Regions from separate parts of the Homo sapiens genome. Here region 1 is linked to region 2. Evidence: chromatin loops called from intact Hi-C (ENCODE). Cell type or tissue: PC-9. All regions are shown on one strand. Region 1 has its middle 130 kb from the start of LINC02466. Region 2 has its middle 250 kb from the start of C4orf33.

What was found. Peaks named below come from ENCODE experiments on the same cell type or tissue, not always from the same donor. Only the 100,000 strongest peaks of a DNase experiment are listed, where the experiment ranks them.
Region 1: it touches region 2 in a loop (21-fold over the local background); 16 of 110 quality-filtered maps call a loop at or near these places.

Annotation. Positions count from the first base shown.
Region 1 is chr4:129,636,824-129,644,823 of GRCh38, reverse strand. No RefSeq gene overlaps it. Among named protein-coding and RNA genes, the nearest start is that of LINC02466, 130 kb to the left of the region's middle. In PC-9, a CTCF peak has its summit at 3,460 (motif pointing right); no DNase peak of the experiment used is centred here.
Region 2 is chr4:129,340,493-129,348,492 of GRCh38, reverse strand. No RefSeq gene overlaps it. Among named protein-coding and RNA genes, the nearest start is that of C4orf33, 250 kb to the right of the region's middle. In PC-9, a CTCF peak has its summit at 4,323 (motif pointing left); a DNase peak (open chromatin) is centred at 5,462; H3K4me3 peaks cover 1,375 bases; H3K27ac peaks cover 1,320 bases.

The DNA.
Region 1 (8,000 bases), 300 kb before region 2:
TAACAAAATTTTTGATCAATAAACCTCATAAAATAATCTTTTATGAGTATAATCTAATTCTTGGGTTTTAGATTGCTTGTTCTTCCTTTATTCCTGAAACAAAACCATAATCTATTCCCAAGGTAAAAAAAAAAAAATACTTTTACTTCAGAAATGTTGGCTAGTAGAATAAATCGGTAAAAGGTTTATTTATTCATAAGTATAGTATTTTACCTAACAATAAATTACAAAGTTACAAAACAATAAGTTACAAAGCAAAATTCATTCACAATTCAATTAAATTCTCTTCTAAGCACTATGGAATGATAAACATTAATTTAATTATATGGAAAAAAGCTGTATGCCTACAAATTAAATTATAATAGGATTTGAATTCAAAATGGAAGACTGGTAACTATACTTCCTTCCTTCCACCAACATTTATTGAAATGATAGAAAATAATACAAATTAAATAAATTCCAGAAAAAAACTAGCAATAAGTAGGAGATGCCCTGAGCAGAGAAAAGCCTACAACTAACTTATGGAGGCTAGCAGATAAATGAGATCAGCTCAGAGAATACTCCTGATAAGACTGCAGCAAAAATAGGAACTCTTCAACTGCTGGAGTTGGCAGAATGAGAGAGGAAGAGGAGGAGGAAAAGGGGAAAGAATTTATTGGTGGAGAATGGCATTGTGAGGACTCAGATTACCAACAGGAAATATCAGTAAGGGTTCAACTGCAATAGAAATATTTGTATTGACCAGAAAGACTATAATACAGTGAGTTAAGTGTTTCTAATACCTTGGAAAGACTTGGGCAACTATATCTCTTGATTCACAGACTACCTTTTCAGTTAGTCTCTATTAACAAATAACCATACCTTCAAAATGCAAGAGTGGCATTTACTCCCAGGCTGAACTGGTAACATTTTTATGACATAAATTGGTCAGTCTGTTGAGACTAGACTTGCTTAATTCTATTCTCACGCCTAAGTTACAAATTTCAAAATTTAGATCTGAGAATAAATTTATTTTCAAAACTGGGGTATATTATTCTCACCCTCTAGCATTATCTACAAGGACTATGGCTTTTTATCAAACTTCTTACAGTAAACGATTGCTTTTTTTTATTGGCATAGTACAATAAATAAGAAGCAGAGACTGTTTTCCACAGACAACAGTAAAGATGCCACACATCTTTACTCTGAGACCATTAAAATTTCTGTTAGTGACAATGTTAGAATAGTTTGTTTTAGACTAAACTTCCTGCTAAGAGCACCTATCAAATCTAGGGAAAGTAATTTTTTTAATCTTTATAAAAACATTAAAGAGTTATTTTGTCAATAAAGATTTTTAGGACCAAGACCAAGGGGAAAAGGTCCAGACTAATGACTCCAGAATTTGATATTATTTTTTGTCTCAAGGCATTTGAAATCCCAAAACATATAGCAGAGCGGAACTTTCAGGAGACTCAAGGGGTTAGGCAAAATTTGGAATTTCGAGTTCAGCAGTATAGACAGGCTCTGAAAAGGACCCCAAGCATTTAGTTGTGACTCAAAATGGCTACACTCTAGGAGTAAAAGTAAATGAGAAATACAGCAATTGTCATGAAGATTGAAGCCCAGACAAGTTATTTGAATTCATAATTGAAGTAAAGTGATCTGAATAGTTATTGTCATACTCTACCTGCCTATTAGAAACTAAACCAAGTCCACTTAGGAGAGGTATAATACCATTCAAAGCATCCAATCCCCTTTATAGTTTTTAATATACAGTGTCTAGCATTTAATTTCTTAAAAAAACAGCTATAAAAATACAACATTTAATATAAACCAAGAGGATAAACCTATTATAGAAACAGGCCCATGACAAATCTAAGAAATCGAGTTATTAGACATGGACATTAAAATAAAATTACTGCGATCCTACTGGGATCATCTACCTTCTGCCAATAAAAGATCCTAGTAAAAGCTCAGAAATGGAAGTGTATGAAAAGTAACAGAAAAGATAATTATGTAGGTAAATCCAAATGAATATTGGTTGAATAAAGCAATGGTAATAATGTCCAGTGATGATCAAAATCTATTTTATGTCAAAATAGTTTTGTTTTGTTTTGCAATTGAAAGAAGGTTAAGGAAATTAAACTTACAGTGTTTTGTGTAGCCCTTGAAAACATTTTTCAAGATATATCCATGGTTTGTTAATATTGAAAAATCTACTAATCCAATAGGATCCAAATTTCCACTCTTTATGTATTTAGAGAGATACATTTATAGAGATATTTATAGAGATAAATAAAGAAAGTTAAATAAAAGGAAGATATATATTTTTATGTTTAAACATTAGGTAGCTATTCCAGGGTTCTTATGAAAGGGAGTATAAAACTGCATAAATGAACACAATTATTTTCTGTTTGGATTTACAATGTATTCTATAATGAATACTTTTATAAAGAATAGTGTGCTTCCCTTAAAAGCATTAAGCAAAAGCGTAGCCAAAAGAAAGTGGAAGTAACAATGTTTGACACATTGACAATGAATAAATTTATTATTTAAAATAATCTAATAATGAGAATGTGACATCGGCAAGATGGTGGAATGGGAAGCCCTACTCTCTTCCCCCACTGGAGACACTAACTCAACAACAATACAAGGACTAATTCCCTTTGTGAGGAATACAGACACCAATTAATAAGTTCTTAAACCTTGGGCAAACGCTGTATTGGGCAGAACCTTGGGAAAAAAAACCAGCTGCATTGAAGTGGGTAAAAAATATTGATGGTACTTACTTACTAAAGTCTCTCTCCCATCTCCTCAGCTTCTGGCTTCTCTCTGCGTAGGAAAAGACTAAACCATATGTCCAATATTCAGACTTTTCAGGATACTGCCCAAGGGACTGGTTTCTGTCTTGGTGAATCTAAGCTCTGACAGGAAAGGATGCCAGCTTGGAAGCAGCTGAGAACAAAGGTGACAGTTTAAAGTAGTAGATATTCATTTGCCATAATCTTTCCTCCACAGCTCAGCATGGAATGAGTGAAGAAAGCCCCAAACTCCCAGCTTCTTCCTGGGAAGGGAGTTAACATATGCATCCAATGTTCTGGCTAGTCGGAAGACTGTTTGAGGGTCTAGTTTCTGTCTCACCTAAATCAGACCAATGACAAGACCCAGCATACACTAGGTTACTGGCGGCCACTGAAAGCAAGAGAGTTGAGTGACTTGCTGCTACTTCAGGGGTCTCATGGAATAGGAAAAATAAGTTCAGAAGTCTTTCCCCACCGGGAAAAAAGAGTTGAGTGTGCATCCAGTGTTCTAGCTTTTGGAGAGATTGCTCCAGGAACTGGTTTCTGTCTCACCCAACTTAGAGCACTGACGGAACTTAGCAGATGCTAGAAGCCTAGGGATCACTGAGAACAAAAAGAGAACTGGGCAGCTTGAGGAAACTCCGAAGAATCTGCAGTACTGCAGGCAGACACCAGAGGGTGCAATAAATTAGAAGTACCTGCAAAAAGATATCAGCAAATCCTTCTAATATAGAATTTGCTCATACAAATCTAGAGAAGACATATCAACAGAAAAGGTTTAAGGGGTCGCAGAATCTCCAGCTGGGCTGACTGACGAAGGTCTTTTAATTTACAAAACCAGTCCTTAAATACTAGAAGAGGTGGTTGTTTTCTCAAATGTGTGGATCTAAGTGCAAAATAACAGGGAACCATGGCCTAATCAAAGGAAACAAGGACACATGATTTAATCACAGGAACAAAATAAATTTCCCAGAAATGACCCAAAAGAAATGGAATTATATAACTTTATCTTATAACAAATTCGTAATAACCATCATAAGCATGCTCAATGAGCTCAGGAACAAGATACATGAACAAAATGACAATATCTACAAAGAGATAATTTTTTAAAAAAAGCAATGAAGCAGTAGTTTGGAACTGAAGTATACAATAATTGAATTTAAAAATTCACTACAGGGCTTCAACAGCAGACTTGAACACACAGGTAGAATAACCAATAAAATCAAAGGCAAGTCATTTGGAATTATCCAGTCAGGAACAAAGAGAAAAAAATAATAATAAAGAGCGAAGAAAATGTAAGGAATTTATGGGACACTATCAAATGCATCAATATACACATTATTTGAATACCAAAAGATCAGGAAGAAAGATGAAGAAAGCTTTTGTTTAAAGAAACAATGGCTAAAAAGTCCCCAAATCTGAGGCAGGAAATGGACATCTAAGGTATAAGAAGACCAGAATGAAACCAAGAAAACCCATACCAAGACATGTCATAATCAAATTGTAAAAATCAAAGAAAGAATTTTGAAACTGGCAAAAAATGCAATTCATTATTTACAAAGAAGCTTTCGTAAAACTCTTAGCATATTCTCAGCAGAAACCTGGCAGTCCAGAAGCAAATAGGATGATATATTCAAACTACTTAAGAAAAAAAAATATTGCCATCCAAGAATAATATATCAAGTAAAACTGTTTTTCAAAAATTAAGAAGAAATAAAGTATTTCCCAGATAAACAAAAACTGAAGTATTTCATAAACACCAGGCCTACCTTACAAGAATGCTAAAAGGGGTCCTTCAAGTTGTAATGGAAGGACACCAGACAGCAACCCACAAGTAAACAAAAGTGTAAAGTATGCTGGTAAAGATAGATATAAAGATAAATAGAGAATGCTGTAATTCTGTAACAGTGATGCATGAAGCTTCTCTGAGTGAAGCATAAAGAAGAAAGTATGAAAAATACTAATGAACGGAATTCAGGGGCACAATAAAATGATCATATACCATCACCAAGTGGGATTTACCCATGAGATGCAAAAGTTTTTCAACATATGAAAATCAATCAATGTGATACACTGCCTTAACAAAACAAATAATAAAAAATACATGATCATCTTAATAGATGCAGAAAAAATTGCCAAATTTAACACCTTTTTAAAAACAATGAACACTTAAAGTAGGTGATATGGTTTGGCTGTGTCCCCACCCAAATCTCACCTTGAATTGTAATAATCCCCATGTGTCAAGGGTGGGGTCACGTGGAGATAACTGAATCTTGGGGGCAGTTCCCCCATACTGTTCCTTAGTAGTAAATACATCTCAGGAGACCTGATGGTTTTATAACCGGAAGTTCCCCTACACAAGCTCTCTTGTCTGTTTCCATTTAAGACATTATTTTGCTCCTCGTTTGCCTTCTGCCATGACTGTGAGGCCTCCTCAGCAATGTGAAACTGAGTCAATTAAGCCTCTTTCATTTATAAAGTACCCAGTCTTGGGTATGCATTTATTAGCAGTGTGAGAACAGACTAATACAGGAGGAATGGAAGAAAATTACTTCAACATATTATAGACCATGTTTGAAAACAGCTACCATCATATTCAACATTGAAGAACTGAAAGCTCTTCTTCTAAGAGCAGTAACAAGATAAGAATGCCCATTCTTGTTGTTTCTATTCAACATACTACTGTAAGTCCTAGCTGAAGCAATTAAGCCAAAAAAATAAAAAATAAATAAAAGAGAGAAAACAGAAAAAAGAAAATAAATGAAAGGCATCATAAAGGAAAATTAAATTATTTTTGTTTGCAAATGACATGATTGTAAACACAGAAAACATTAAACACTTTTACAGAAAAACCTATTAGAATTAATAAATAAATGCAGCAAAGTTGCATGACACTAAATCAATATACAAAAAAATTTCTATATACTAGCAATAAAAAGAATTATAAAGGAAATTAAGAAAACAATCCCATTTATGATAGCATCAAAATGAATAAAATACTTAGGATTTAACTAAGGAGACAAAAGATTAGTTCAGTAAAAACTACAAAGCACTGGCTGGGCACAGTGGCTCACGCCTGTAATCCCAGCACTTTGGGAGGCCGAGGCAGGAGTATCACAAGGTCAGGAGATCAAGACCACCCTGGCTAACACGGTGAAACCCCATCTCTACTAAAAATACAAAAATTAGCCGGGCATGGTGGCAGGCGCCTCTAGTCCCAGCTACTTGGGAGGCTGAGGCAGGAGAATGGCGTGAACCCAGGAGGCGGAGCTTGCTGTGAGCCGAGATTGTGCCACTGCCCTCCAGCCTGGGCGACAGAGCCAGACTCCGTCTCAAAAAAAAAAGAAAACTACAAAGCACTGCTGAAAGAAATTAAAGAAGACACAAATACAAAGAAATGCATGCTGTGTTTATGGATTGAAAGAATTAATATTGTTAAAATATCATACTACCTAAAGCAATCTATAGATTCAATGCAATCCCCATCAAAATCTCAATGACATTTTATTTTTGTAGAAATAGAAAAAAATACTAGAATTCTTATGAAACCACAAAGGAACCTGAATATCCAAGACAATCTCAAGAAGAAAGAATACGTCTGGACATCTCATATTTCCTTATTTCAAAACATATTCTAAGCTAGGGTAATCAAAACAGTATGGTACTGGCATAAAGATAGACATACAGACCATGGGACACAAGAGAGAAACTACCAATAATCCGGTCTACTTATACAGTCAAATGATCTTTGACAAGAGTGCCAAGACTCTACAATGGGGGAAAGAAACACAAAAAGTGTAAGAGAAACTAGATACCCACATGCAAAAGAATAATTAAACCTTTATCTTACACCATGCCCCAAAATCAACTTAAAATGTAGTAAATATTTAAATATAAGACCTAAAAATATAAAACTTCTAGAAGAAAACATAGAGGAAAAGCTTCGTAACATTGGTTCTGGACAATGATTTATTGGATATGACACCAAAAACACAAGCAATAAAAGCAAAATTAGACAAGTGAAACTACATCAAACTTAAAAACATTTGCATAGCAAATGAAACGATCAACAAAGTAAAAATGCATCCTATGAAATGGGAGAAAATACTTGCAAACCATTAAGGTGATAAGGGATCAATATCCAAAATATATACAGAAATACTACGATTCAATAGTTAAAAATAACAAATAACCTGATTTAAAATGGGCCAAAACTTGAATAGATATTTACTTAGACTTACAAATGGCCAACTGGTATAAGAAAAGGTGCTCAACATCACTAATTAACAGGGAAATGCCCATCACAAACACAATGAGACATTACCTCACACCTGTTAGGATGGCCATTATCAAAAATGTAAAAACCAGAAATGACAAATGTTGGCAAAGATGTGGAGAAATTGGAAGCTTTGTGCACTGTTAGTAGCAGTATAAAATGAGACAGCCGTTATGGAAAACAGAATGGAGGTTCCTCAAAAAATTAAAAATAAAACCACCATGTAATTCAGCCATTCAATTTCTGGGTATTTATTCAAAAGAATTGAAAACAGTATCTCAAAGAGACATATACACTCCCTTATTCATTGCAGCATTGTTCATATTAGCCAAGAGACACAAACCAGCTAAATGTTCATTGATGGATAAGGAATATGTATATACATACAGTGAAATATTATTAATCCTTTAAAAGGAAGGCTGTTCAAAAAGAAGAATATTGTCATATTCTAGAAAACAAATGAACCTTGAGGACATTATGCTAAATGAAATTAGTCACAGAAGGACAAGTACTACATGATTCCACAGACAAGTACTACATGATTCCACTTATACGAAGTATTTAAAGAATTCAAAGTCTTAGAAGCATAAAGGAGAATGGTAGTTGCCAGGGACTGTGGAAGGGGAAATGAGGAGTTACTCTTCAATGGGTGTTCAGTTTCAGTCCTGGAAGATGAAAAAGTTACAGAGATTGGCTCTACAATAATGTGCATACAGTTAACAATACTGTACCATACATTAAAATTTGCTTAACAAGGTAGTTTTCATGCTATGTGCTCTTTACCACAATAAAAAATAATCCAGTAATAGTTCCTGAAAAATTTTAATTACACCTCGTTAACTCTTCCATGCTGAGAAAGACTGCTTGCTGTAATTATTTACTGGGACTTGATGATTTACTTGGAGGCAAATGCAATTACAGCCTGACACCTTAATCACCATTAG
Region 2 (8,000 bases):
AGGACCAAGTCCTAAACATTTTTGTAACACCAGCAATCCCAAGCATACGTTCAATCAATCATCATGGAATTGATGAAATAATAATTTGTGGGTGATTTACATAATAACAGAATGGACTCTACTAAGCAAACACACATCAATCATCTAGAATTGAAGGACATAAACACTATAAAAGATACTGTATTCCCGATATCAAACTATAATATTTATCTAGATTGATGAGATATCCAACCAGTTAATTCTTGTGAAACAATGTTGTTCAGAAGAACCAAAAGTGGCTTTAGCTGAGTAATACCCAATTTCTGCATTTGCTTTAACTCCTCTGCTATTTACGAACTGTGTTATTTTAAGCAGTCATCCTCAATGTTTTGATAAAGATTATTACCGCATCTTAGTTATTGGTTTCTGTAAAATATTTTATACTGTTTCCATTTAAGCTAAACAAACCAATACTTTGATATACTTTTTTTTTTTGAGATGGAGTTTCACTTTTGTTGCCCAGGCTGGAGTGCAATGGTGTGATCTCCGCTCACTGCAACCTCCATCTTCTGGGTTCAAGCGATTCTCCTGCCTCAGCCTCCTGAGTAGCTGGGATTACAGGCATGTGCCACCACACCAGGCTAAATATTTGCACCTCAATGATTTGCCCAGATGCTTGTCTAGGTCATGGTTCTAACCCAATATATTGTATAGCAGCTGATCTCTAAACTGGACTTAACTTTTTAACATTTATTTGAAGATTAACTGCAAATGTGTAATATTAGCAGCATGCTCTGCTCACTGATGTTATGCCAGAAGCCTATTAGGCATATAGACTTTATGTTCAATTATTTTACTAGTCCCCATATATTACCAGTCCTTATCATTAACTAGGTTCCCCTTTATTCTCTACTTTCGATAATTATATTCTAACTGACCTTATAGTTTTCTGAGAAGAACAGAGTAAAGATTGCAGAATGTACTACCAAAGACATGTTGTTTCAATGACAAGCCATGGTCATGTGCTGCGGTCATGGAACATGGCATTTCCACACACTCTCACAACGTCATGGCCACACCTGCAGCCTAAAAGAGGCAACCTTCCCCTTAGGAACAGGAGCTCTTTGAAGCCTGCCATGTTGATGAGGCACTGAGTATTTTTAGAAGACCTGTGGGGTTCATAGCTCGCTTCCGGGGGTATGTCTGTATGTAAGACTTTCACTGTCTTGTACATGACATAGTAATGCAGTGTGGATCAGAAATAGTGAGCAGTGTTTTAGAACAGGGAGGTTTTCCTCTGGCACTTCTCCTAAAGGTTTTTTTTTCTCTTAATTTGACACTCGACTCATCTAACTTTTCCATATTTTCTATGAAATAAGAGAAGGCAACCTCAGCATCTTGGCTGATGCCTCAAGGCACTGTAGAAACAAGAATGCGAGATGCCACTCTAATGAGCTTGTTCTCAAGCCATAGCCTCAGATGTATGTCTACCAGCAGGTGCACACTCAGCTTTTTGCACGTGTTTTGTAATCATTCTAAGGTAATTGCTCTCTGGGTCAGATTTAAGCTCATTCCTTCACACGAAGCCAAAGCAGGCACTGCACACTAAGGGAGGCTAATCTTGGCTTGGGAAATAACAAAGGCCTTTTCTGTTTTATAGCCAAAGAGACTGAAACTCAAGAAAGATGGGAGGAATGTACTTTAGGCAATTTGTAGCTATTTTGCTTGATTTTCTCTTGAAGCAATAAATAACTGTGCTCCCTGCTGCTGGTATTTTATCAAGCTCTGTTTGTTATAACAGTGTATTATGTTCCATACAAGACAGCATCATTGAGCTTTCTTTTCATGTTTCTCTACTACAGTTTAACTCTGTGAGGAGCAATACCCATGTACCACCAGGATGAAGAAATAGCAGAACCTGCTGCTAAATGCCACTGCCTGAAGGCAGAGTTCCCCTATTAGGAACGAATGAATGCCAAGTTGGCTTCTTTCATGTAAATTAATGTGGTGAAAAAAAAATAAGCAGGTGCCTCTGGATTAACAACAACTCCCTGTGGACAATGACCTTTGCCACTGAGAATACCAAAACAAGAGAAAGTTGTCTCCAACATAGTCTACCTGACCCCTGCCCGCAAGCCACCCACTATCTTCTAAACACAGAAGAACAGCAGTAGTAGAAGTGGATCTGTGAAAATGGTCCTATCGATTTGGTTTTTACTGAGGTGTGGTCTAGTTTGTTTCTCTGTAAAAGGCAGAGGAGTCACAGAATATTGCCCAATTGGTGTCATAATGACGTGAGTTGCAACTGACCAGAATCACTGTTCTTCAAATTATGAGACTTATGATATGGAATTTGCCTACCCACTCCCAAAGCCTGTACTCACCGTCGATAATAATGACAACTATAATTGTTACACATATTCAAAAGCATTTTTTATTTTCTTTTGTTTTATTTGGTCCTTAGAAAACAAACATAGATAAGTAGGTAATTATCATCCTCATTTGTTATCTCGACCACAAGGAAATCACTGATATATAAAACTCCTTTGGTACCTCAGCTTTCCTCTCTTTAATAGAGGGTTTTACAAAGCTTTAACTGTTCACTGGGCCTGTGTGAATCCACATCACTGAGAATAAATTGCACAACACTTTCAAATGCAGAAGGGCTGTGTCTGTGCTTCACATTCAGCTGCCTTCTCCTTTCCTCTTATGAATTACATTTAAATGAATTATGGCACAACAAGACCTGCCAAGCCTAAACCTAGGAGTGTGTGAATGAGAGCACCCCATAAGTAATAAGCGATCAGAGCCGCCAGCAGGGCGCATGGCACCCAGGGCCCTGCACTCCACACTGTCTTCCCAGTGCTGACAGGAAAATCTTGTGCCAGGAAGAATCCATCTCTTCGGAAGACAAGAAGATCCTAGAACTAGTAGTAGCAAGAGTCTACTGCAATGAGGAATGGGGGAGGCAGAGCACAGACATTCCTCTTTACTGTGTGCAGCCAGTAAATCTAGTTGTAAAGACAAGTAAACTTGAGTGGTGGGAGAAATGTTCTCCATCTGAAAGTCCCGGGGGCTCAGTAAATGTTTCCTTATTAATAATAGTTTAGAGACGAAGCCTTTTAACTTAGGAACTTTTAGGAGTCATTTAGGGCATAATATATTAAAGAATGCTACGACATTAAAAGTAATATAAATAAAGGAAATGTAGTCTGCGTAAAGATCATTTGGATAATTATTTCATCTCTTTGCATCCATAATTTTGAAATAAAATATAGTCTTTCCTCACTTCATCTGCAATAAATCATTTACAAAAAGTAAGTGGCTTCACAAATAAATGACTGTATCTATGACTACTCTCCCAAAATCAATAATACATTTATTGATAATTCTGCATTTAAAGGTTCATTTCACCTTAGTATTGACATTCTGTCTCCCCTGCCATTTCATTAGATTTAAAATTTTTCATTCTTGGTAATGAACTGTAAGAAAGTTATATGTTAGAAAGTGGCCCCATTTCAGAGCTGGGCAATGCAACTCAATATATCATTTTCTATTAATTACCACAGTCAGTAAAGTTTCTTGTTTGTGTGCTCAGCAAAATTAAAGTTAGGAGTTTTTGGCTTCATTTTGTAAGCCAAGATTCCCTGACTTGTCCTTAAATACACCACTTCGCTGCTCTATAAAATAGAGCAATATATTAAAAACACACTTCCTCTGAGCCTTCAGATGAGACTTGAGTTAGTTCAACACATTCTTTTGAGTACTACAAAGTGACATTTGGGTGGAGAACTACCAGCGATTCAGACCCAAAATGTAACACCTGCCTTTGAGAAGCTTACAAATGAATGAGACAGCAGATAAATAAACAGAAAATCTCAAGGTGAAGCAGGAAGCTCTAGTCTCTAGGTTTGTAAATGGGTAAATGCGGCATGGAAGACGGGTGTTAGCTCAGAGGGGTAATTTGCGGAATGCTGCATTGATGAGATGACATTTAAACAAAGTGTTAACTTTTTTAACATTAAGATTTCATGACGGAATGTAAAACATAAATGAACACGTCTAACTGCATCAACTCACTAAGCAATTTAATAAAATCATTCCTACAATAATGTAGCACGTGACCTTTTGTGAAACTCTATTTGGGAGCATAATTACGTGGATGAGCCAAAGTCCAATCGCAACACAAAGTCAATGCACAACCTCAGAGGAAATAACACAACCGGGGGAATACATAAGTTTTCATCTCCACCTTATATTAATGCTGTGATCCCATTAAAAAAAAAGTTACAATAATTTTAGACGCTAGCGTAGGCTGGATTAGAAAAGCGGAGTTTTACTGCCATCTCCTGGCAGTACTCGATGATGGCTGTCAGTAAAATGATACTGGATTCTACCTGCAGGCTCAGGCAAAATAGTACAGACAGAAGCGGAAATGCTTATCGTTAGCTGTTTTATTAGAAAGTATACATTTAAAACTCATTTCCGATGAAATGAATTTTCTGAAACTTTATTTCATCTTATTCTGATCGGATAAAAAACTTAATGCTTTTTTTTTTTAGTAAGTTTTAAACTGGTAACCCCAGAACTGAAGAAATTCTTTATTCACATCTCTTGAATTTGTTATATATACCTTGTTATTTCCAACACAATTGAATAAGATACACTTTAGGGAAAAGACTGTATTTTCCATCAGATTTTCAATTAGCTGAAACAAGATATTGTTTGCACTTGAATGAAGTAGGCTACAATATATTTCATATGTTGTCAAACGAAATATTTAAATGTCTTCTCTTTGTCTTGGTTTGAGAGCAGATTTTATGGCACCAAGTCCATGCACCAAATTTGTGCTTCTCCAACTCTCCCTGAGGCCTTTCCTTAACTACAAAACCATTTACGGCAAAAAAAAAAAAATTAACGAAACCAATCGTTCCATTACTTGCTAGCTTTCATTATATACTGAAACATCTATTCAGCATTTGTATCTGCTAATGCAACAGAAACTCATCTGCTCAATGAGATTTATCACTTTTTTTTTACATGTTCACAAGATATTGCTGTACATTTTGCAATGGGTCTTTATTACCTAGTAATGATGCCTTGCAAATTAAATTAGTTTTTAATGGCATAGTTAAATTCTAATTTATGTTTCGGAGCTTTGTTTAATTCATTTAGTTATAATGTAATCGTTTTCTTGCTATTTTCTTACATTGCATAGAAAGAACAAAAGAATAGGGGTTCATCTCATCACATTCAGTTGTCTTGGCTTTATTAAATCTTGTCAATAATTGCATTTCCCCCAAGAAAGTTTCAAAACAGTTGCAGTCCAATTCTTCGGGGAGAAAAAAAAAGAAAAGAAAAAACCTCTCTGGCTCTCTGGTTGCTCAGCAGTCTGTATAAGGAAGTTGAATCAAACTATTACTGTAACTCCAAGGGTTGGTTAGATATTGCCCTTCCTCATGCTCATTATAACCCTACCGTGCCATGTAATGTATTGGGCAATTATTCTTTTGCAATAAATTCCTTTCCTGTGAGCTCTTTCTTTCCTGAACATTCAGGAAAACTGAAACCAAAAGTGATCATTAGCAGCACAGAAAGTAATCTTTTATAATGTCTACTTGCATTTTCTTCCCTCTCAATCGACAGGTCTTTCACAGACCTGACTGCAATAACCTTTTATAATGCCTTTTCACTAGGGTCCACGCTGCAGGAGCAAAAAAGACCTTAGCAAGTTTCACGGTTTTAAGCCAGAAACTGAGTTATGGAGTTGCATGGGAATAATTAATATCATTTAAAATTTATTGAGCCGGTTTGACCCTACCTTGGTGTTGGTAGTTTTTTCAGGAGAACTAAAGCACACAGGGGGCATTTTAATGAGGACTATTTGCAACACAGGCTGTTTAAGTTTCCATCCAAACAAGGACAGTTTTCAGGCCCATTCTTCCTTTTCTTCCAATGAGAAGAGAAATTTCATATTCTGGAGAATTCTCCCATTCCAATTTTAATGTGTGCATATCTTCCTGAATGTCGTTTCTCCCGACTTCTGGGTACAACATGCAGATGACCCAGGTGAGAAAGTCACAGTTCGTGGTTTTCTCCTGGTTGCATGGATTCCACTCCTCACCCTGACCACCATCTTTTAAACTCCTGATCTTGATGACCAAAAAGATCAGTAAACCATTTTCTTCTTCTGGAAAAGCAATTTGCCACACCAGTCCTACCAGCTAGGAAGCAGGAGTGACAACTTCAAAATGAAAGCAACATTAAAAGGAATAACTTTTCATATTTCTTACAAGGATAAAACAAGAATATGTGATGTTTGGGTGAGAAGGAGATTGACTGTTCAGCACATACCTTTATTACTCTTTTAAGTTTTTCTCTGTGCATGCTCGACTTTTTCAAAAGCTTGCTAAAATATAACAAGGTGATATAAGCATGTGATACTACTCCTGATTTTAATTCTATTTAATATTATACCTGTTAAACGATGAGAAAAAGATAAACTAGGACACCAAGATTCCTTTTACATGAAATAATATTTCTGTAAGAAACTAATGAAGAATAAAAGCCGCCTTAATATTAATCCCCTATTTCTCTGAACTTTCTTGTCTTAAAATTTACTGTTGACAAAGACTAGCACAATATCCACAGTGTGGATCCAAGATTATAAATTGATCCTTAAGATTCACTTATGAAGGAGACACATCTGCACTGAAGTGAGCTTAGAAATAAAAGAGCATTTGTAGAAAAAGTAATTTGCTTCGAAGCTCAGCCCTGCTCTCAGCCACTCATACACTCCTGTCCATTGCCTAGGAGCAATGTGCTGAGAGTTGAATTTGGCTCACAGTCAATAGCCTCTTTCTTTAGCCTCCCAGGTGTTACATAACACACCTTGCTTTCTGCCTAATTCTCCCCTGAAGTTATCCTCTTCTTTTCCTAATATTGTAGTTCACACTGATGGAGATATTGTTAGAATCTCAGAGGAGGAATGAAAGCTTTTAGGACATGGTTCAAATAAAAATGTTGTTGATTGTGAAGGCAATTTTCTTTAAATATAGAATTTTCTTATTTGTTTATTTCCACTCAAAGTAACTGTGACCTGTAAAATAGAAGCATTCATGAATTAGTTGACTTATGAGTAATCCTTATCCCCACATCCAAACAACGGGGGGTCTCTAAGCTCTTGCCAGTAACACAGCAGCCATTGGAGAACCCAGAACTCTATAGATTTCTGCCCTTCTGCAGCTTCCCAGTTGCTCACTGTTATGGGTTGAATTGTGTTTCCCAAAAAGATATGTCGAAGTCCTAACCCTCAGTATTTGAGAATGTCACCATATTTGGAAATAGGGTCATTGCAGATATAATTTGTTAAGATTAGATGATACTGTAGTAAGAGAGGTCCTTAACCCAGTATGGCTAACATCCTTCTAAGATGCAGCACATGGGGGAAAAGGTCAAGTGATGACAGAGGTAGAAGGTGAGTGATGAAGCTGCCAGCCAAGGAATGCCAAGGATTGATGGCCACCACCAGAAGGCAGGAAGAGGCAAGGTAGGATTCTACCCAGAACCTCAGAGGGAGCCCACATGGCCCTGCTGACACTTTGATTTTGAACATCTAGTTTCCAGAACCATGAGAAAATACATTTCTGTTGTGTTAAGCCCTCACAGTTTGTGCTATTTGGTATGGCAGCCCTAGGAAACTAATAAACCTGCCCACCTACTAGCCTCGCCATGTCCCCAAATCAACCCTAGTAACAACCACTTCCACTTCCCAGGGGTCTATGGGGCTCAGAAGTAATTATGAGGGTTATGGATCCAGGCAATGTATTTTATTCATATTTCAGGTACACTGGATTCCAAAGACTTTCATGACAAGCCCACCATCAAATTATAACACTCTTAATGAGGACATGGTTTTAAATTCCAAATACTTTTCATAAAATGAATTTTTAGAACATAATCTGTTTAAGTAAGATTTACCTATTCAGAGAAGTTGTATTGTTTTTAATACACCTTAAGTT